Regions from separate parts of the Homo sapiens genome. Here region 2 is linked to region 1. The links are chromatin loops, found by intact Hi-C in ENCODE. Cell type or tissue: endothelial cell of umbilical vein. All regions are shown on one strand. Links, peaks and the distances in the headings refer to the core of each region. The heading gives the core; the rest is flanking DNA.

Region 1 (2,913 bases), core at 167-2,666:
TTTAATGAAACTATTAAATTGATTATAATTAAGTGACATGTAATACAGCTAAAAATCCTTTTAAAAACTTTGTAATAAATGGAATTTTCACTTAATGTGGCCCCTAAATGTTCTGTGTGACTACAATTTCATATCATAAAACTGGAATGGAATAGTTATAAGTCACCTCTTTTGTTGTTTTTTTTCTTCTTTTTTTTGTATTATTATACTTTAAGTTTTAGGGTACATGTGTTTTGTTTTGTTTGTTATTATTATACTTTAAGTTTTAGGGTACATGTGAAGTCACCTCTTTTGTTAAAATGCACAACAATAAAACAACAAAATATAATGACACAATTTCCATTTCTAAGAAACTATCAGAACTTCATGATTGTCTTAAAGAATTAGAATGTTAAATTCCTATCAATCACATCCTGTTAAAATACTAAGTATAGAAACAGTAAGAAAATGCAGCTCAACCAAGCATATACATTAGTCATATTTCCTCTGATAATTTTTTTTTATAACTTCAAAACTAAAGACTCCTGTAGGAAGTATTTTATAAGGAACCTAAAATGAAACAATATCTAAGAAAACACTTGAGATGCAATTAACTTTTCAAAAAAAGTTTGATCAATTAATCATTTTCTTCTCAACTCTAAGAAAGCTATAGACTGTATTAATAAATCACAGGAAAACAAAGTTAAATTCAGTGTATGAAAACAGAAGTTAACCATTAGAACTCCCTAAGACTGAAATAGGCTATCCTGTAAAACAGGGACCTCCTCTTCCTTGGAACTAAGCTAAAACTAAAACTCTGGAATTCTCTGGAAATAAGACATCCTTGAGGAATTCAATTGATGTGCCAGCTGTTTTGTTTCTTGAAAGAATATAGCTGAATACATACAATAATCTGTTGCCTTTTTTTCTAGCATTGCACAATATTCCTGGCCTACAATGCACATACTGTATCTATTATCATATTTAAGCATCTGATATGAATCCTTAATATTCATCTCTAATTAAATACATACATATTTCAGTTTTCAAAAGAGCATGGTTTTCAGTAAAGTATCATATATATGTTTTCCACAGTCTAAATACAATACATTTCCTGAACTTTTAGCTTTCAGTTTCCTGTTCGTCAGTGGCTACAGCTCTAGAGGCAATACATAAACACACCCCAGCCATGGTATTTCCACTTTTGACAACAGTGGACATGAACTTAATATGACCAATATAATTACAATGCATAGAATGGTACCTGATGGCTAAGACAGCAACAGAAGAAATTCAATAATTTTCAAAATTAGAAATATAAATTATGTTCCATATGTAAGAATTCACATAACAAACCTCTTATAACTTATGACTCAGAAAAAGTTTCTCTCTTCTGAAAAATTGAAAAAGCTTTCTTTACTGGACAATAACTATAAAAGTCACCCTGTTTCCTTTTTTCTCTTGCTTGCCAGGAAGCTCAGAGCTAAATTTAATGTTCAAACACAGAAACTATCTTGCCTCAGATTACTGGTATAAAGATTTCTTCCCATTCCCCCATTCTGCTCATTATTTCTCAAGTGATTTATGCTCATTTTCTGTCTTTGTTTTTAATGGTCTTTGCCTGTTTTGCTTTAATCACAAACTATCAAATCCTTTTCAATGAATAGGTTAATATAAATTATAAATTAAAGAAAACTTAATGACCTTAGTTTGTATCTTCACATCACTGCATAACTTGTTAATGCAATTTATAAAAAATGAAGGTTCTAAAAGGTATCTTTGCTGTTTTAGAGTTAATTATTTCACATGAATCATGATTCACGATTCACTTTTAGAAAAGCCAATGACAATTTTTTTAAATAAAAGAATGATAGAATGAAACAAGGATCAAAACTTAAAATTACTAAATTAGAGACACAGAATTAGGAGGATTCAAAATTTTTTAATGTTTTAAATTTACTAACAAAATTGGTCTGGCAAAGCTAGATAACTATCATAAAAAATTAACTTACATAAAGTGTATTAAATTCTCAGTGGGCACGGTGGCTCATGCCTGTGATCCTAACACTTTGGGAGGCTGAGGCGGGTGGATCACTTGAGGTTAGAAGTTCGCCCTGGCCAATATGGTGAAACCCCGACTCTACTAAAAATACAAAAAAAAATTAGCCGGGTGTGGTGGTGGGCACCTGTAATCCCAGCTACTCGGGAGGCTGAGGCACAAGAATCGCTTGAACCTGGGAGGCGGAGGTTGCAGTGAGAAAAGATCGTGCCACTGCACTCCAGCCTGGGCAACAAAGCAAGACTCCATCTCAAAAAAAAAAAAGAAAGAAAAGAAAAGAAAAGAAAAACTCATATACTGCTATCTGTGTCATTAGCTGCAGAGTAGACAACAGGTATAAAAATATTGAAATAGCCTAGGAATCTAAGAAAAAGGGAAAAAACTCAGTCACATATTTAAAAAATATAAATGCACACATACACATGAAAATATCTCATATATGGTAATACCAAAGTTTGTTAAATGGAGGTAAAAGCAAAGTATTAATGAAATTAATAAGCCAGGTGCAGTGGCTCATGCCTGTAATCCCAGCACTTTCTGAGGCCAAAGTGAGACGATCCCTTGAACCCAGGAGTTTGAGACCAGCCTGGGCAAAACGGTAAAACCAAACCCTGTCTCCACAAAAAATAGAAAAGTTAGTTGGGCATGGTGGTGCACACCTGTAGTCCCACCTACTTGGGTGGCTGAGGTGGAAGGATTGCTTGAGCCAGGGAGGTAGAAGTTGCAGTTAGCTGAGATCGCACCACTGCACTCCAGCCTGGGTAAGAGAGTGCAATCCTGTCTCAAAAAAAAAAAAAAATAATAAATAAATAAACAAAAACAAGTTAAAAGAAACTACAATCCAAACTGACAAATCTAGCCAAAATCTTAAAAAA
Region 2 (2,913 bases), core at 208-2,707, 240 kb before region 1:
GCTGAGAAGAGGAAGCTGGTGGCAGGGCTGACTGCAAACGAGGGGAGCCAGTACAACCCACAGGTGGCCGACCTGAAGGCCTTCTCCAAGCACATCTACAATGCCTACCTGAAAAACTTCAACATGACCAAAAAGAAGGCCCGCAGCATCCTCACCGGCAAAGCCAGCCACACGGCGGTGAGTGTTGCTGCTGCTTGGCCTGGCAGCATCCTGGGCTCTGGGTCCCACTGCCGCCTGCCTGACTCCGGGAGAGCCAGGCCTTCTCCCTCCCTCAACTTCATGGTGCAGGCAAGGGACATGGGGAGCACAGGGTGGGGGTCTCCCGAGGCCTGATCTCTAACGGGGCCTGGTTTTCAGCCCTTTGTGATCCACGACATCGAGACATTGTGGCAGGCAGAGAAGGGGCTGGTGTGGAAGCAGTTGGTGAATGGCCTGCCTCCCTACAAGGAGATCAGCGTGCACGTCTTCTACCGCTGCCAGTGCACCACAGTGGAGACCGTGCGGGAGCTCACTGAGTTCGCCAAGAGCATCCCCAGCTTCAGCAGCCTCTTCCTCAACGACCAGGTTACCCTTCTCAAGTATGGCGTGCACGAGGCCATCTTCGCCATGCTGGCCTCTATCGTCAACAAGGACGGGCTGCTGGTAGCCAACGGCAGTGGCTTTGTCACCCGTGAGTTCCTGCGCAGCCTCCGCAAACCCTTCAGTGATATCATTGAGCCTAAGTTTGAATTTGCTGTCAAGTTCAACGCCCTGGAACTTGATGACAGTGACCTGGCCCTATTCATTGCGGCCATCATTCTGTGTGGAGGTGAGTGAGAGTGGGGCAGGTGGGCTGGCCTGGCACACCCAGTCGTCCTGGGGGTTGGCCCTCACTGCAGGGCACTGTGCCTGAGCTCTGACAGTGTGGGGAAGTGTCCCTGTGATCTTGGCAGTGGAACATGCAAGGCACTGACTGAGCATGCAGGATCAGCTCCATCTCATTATGTACGTAGATAGAGGTGGAGACAGGAAAAAGACTAAGCCAGACGTGGTGGCTCACACCTGTAATCCCAGCACTTTGGCAGGCCGAGGCGGGTGGATCACTTGAGGTCAGGAGTTCGAAACCAGCCTGGCCAACATGGTGAAACCCCGTCTCTACTAAAAATACAAAAAATTAGCCAGATGTGGTGGCACGCGCCTGTAATCCCAGCTACTTGGGAGGCTGAGCCAGGAGAATCGCTTGAACCCGAGAGGTGGAGGTTGCAGTGAGCCAAAATCCCACCACTGCACTCCAGCCTGGGTGACAGAGTGAGACCCTGTCTCAAAAAAAAGGAAAAGGACTAACAGGCAGTATGCTGTCATGTTAATGTGGGGTGGAAAAATTGTCTGCATTTTTTCTGCATTTTTAAAATTCCAACACAATAAATACAATAATAACTATGCTAACTAACAGTGGTCTAGAGCTTACTTCATGCCAGGCACTGTTCTTTTCATCGATGATGACTCACTTGATCCTCACAACAACCCTGTGCAGGAAGAATGTTTTGTGTCTCCATTTTACACATCAGAGAGGCTGAATGACCTGCCTATAGCCTCACAGGCAGACACAGGATTTGAATTAAGCATTGAGTCTCTTAACCACAATACTACGTTGCCTAATCGGGGGGGAGGTGGGGACAAATTGGCAAAAAACAAAAGAAGTGGATTAAGACCAGGGGTAGGGAGATTAGAACACCCAGTGGAGCATTGCTGATGGGACAGGGCTTGGTCTGTCACGGCCAAGGAGGCCTGCCGTCCCCTGGGCCAAGTCACCTCTTGGGGTGGAAGTAGGGGAGCTCCACTGCCTTTCTGAGCTCCCTGGCGTGCCCTGTGTCCCCACAGACCGGCCAGGCCTCATGAACGTTCCACGGGTGGAGGCTATCCAGGACACCATCCTGCGTGCCCTCGAATTCCACCTGCAGGCCAACCACCCTGATGCCCAGTACCTCTTCCCCAAGCTGCTGCAGAAGATGGCTGACCTGCGGCAACTGGTCACCGAGCACGCCCAGATGATGCAGCGGATCAAGAAGACCGAAACCGAGACCTCGCTGCACCCTCTGCTCCAGGAGATCTACAAGGACATGTACTAACGGCGGCACCCAGGCCTCCCTGCAGACTCCAATGGGGCCAGCACTGGAGGGGCCCACCCACATGACTTTTCCATTGACCAGCCCTTGAGCACCCGGCCTGGAGCAGCAGAGTCCCACGATCGCCCTCAGACACATGACACCCACGGCCTCTGGCTCCCTGTGCCCTCTCTCCCGCTTCCTCCAGCCAGCTCTCTTCCTGTCTTTGTTGTCTCCCTCTTTCTCAGTTCCTCTTTCTTTTCTAATTCCTGTTGCTCTGTTTCTTCCTTTCTGTAGGTTTCTCTCTTCCCTTCTCCCTTGCCCTCCCTTTCTCTCTCCACCCCCCACGTCTGTCCTCCTTTCTTATTCTGTGAGATGTTTTGTATTATTTCACCAGCAGCATAGAACAGGACCTCTGCTTTTGCACACCTTTTCCCCAGGAGCAGAAGAGAGTGGGGCCTGCCCTCTGCCCCATCATTGCACCTGCAGGCTTAGGTCCTCACTTCTGTCTCCTGTCTTCAGAGCAAAAGACTTGAGCCATCCAAAGAAACACTAAGCTCTCTGGGCCTGGGTTCCAGGGAAGGCTAAGCATGGCCTGGACTGACTGCAGCCCCCTATAGTCATGGGGTCCCTGCTGCAAAGGACAGTGGGCAGGAGGCCCCAGGCTGAGAGCCAGATGCCTCCCCAAGACTGTCATTGCCCCTCCGATGCTGAGGCCACCCACTGACCCAACTGATCCTGCTCCAGCAGCACACCTCAGCCCCACTGACACCCAGTGTCCTTCCATCTTCACACTGGTTTGCCAGGCCAATGTTGCTGATGGCCCCCT

What was found. A loop is a pair of places that touch in the nucleus more often than their neighbours do. Peaks named below come from ENCODE experiments on the same cell type or tissue, not always from the same donor. Only the 100,000 strongest peaks of a DNase experiment are listed, where the experiment ranks them.
Region 2: it touches region 1 in a loop (5-fold over the local background); 1 of 110 quality-filtered maps calls a loop at or near these places.

What each region holds. Positions count from the first base shown.
Region 1 is chr6:35,668,442-35,671,354 of GRCh38, forward strand. All of the region lies in intron 1 of FKBP5 (FKBP prolyl isomerase 5), which reads right to left. Among named protein-coding and RNA genes, the nearest start is that of MIR5690, 5.1 kb to the left of the region's middle. In endothelial cell of umbilical vein, for the core only: no CTCF peak of the experiment used is centred there; a DNase peak (open chromatin) is centred at 1,150; H3K27ac peaks cover 2,316 bases.
Region 2 is chr6:35,423,972-35,426,884 of GRCh38, forward strand. PPARD (peroxisome proliferator activated receptor delta) reads left to right here. Exons shown (of 8, transcript NM_006238.5): 6 at 1-177; 7 at 358-808; 8 at 1,861-2,913. The coding sequence ends at 2,108. Among named protein-coding and RNA genes, the nearest start is that of FANCE, 27 kb to the right of the region's middle. In endothelial cell of umbilical vein, for the core only: no CTCF peak of the experiment used is centred there; DNase peaks (open chromatin) are centred at 1,490 and 2,380; H3K27ac peaks cover 2,241 bases.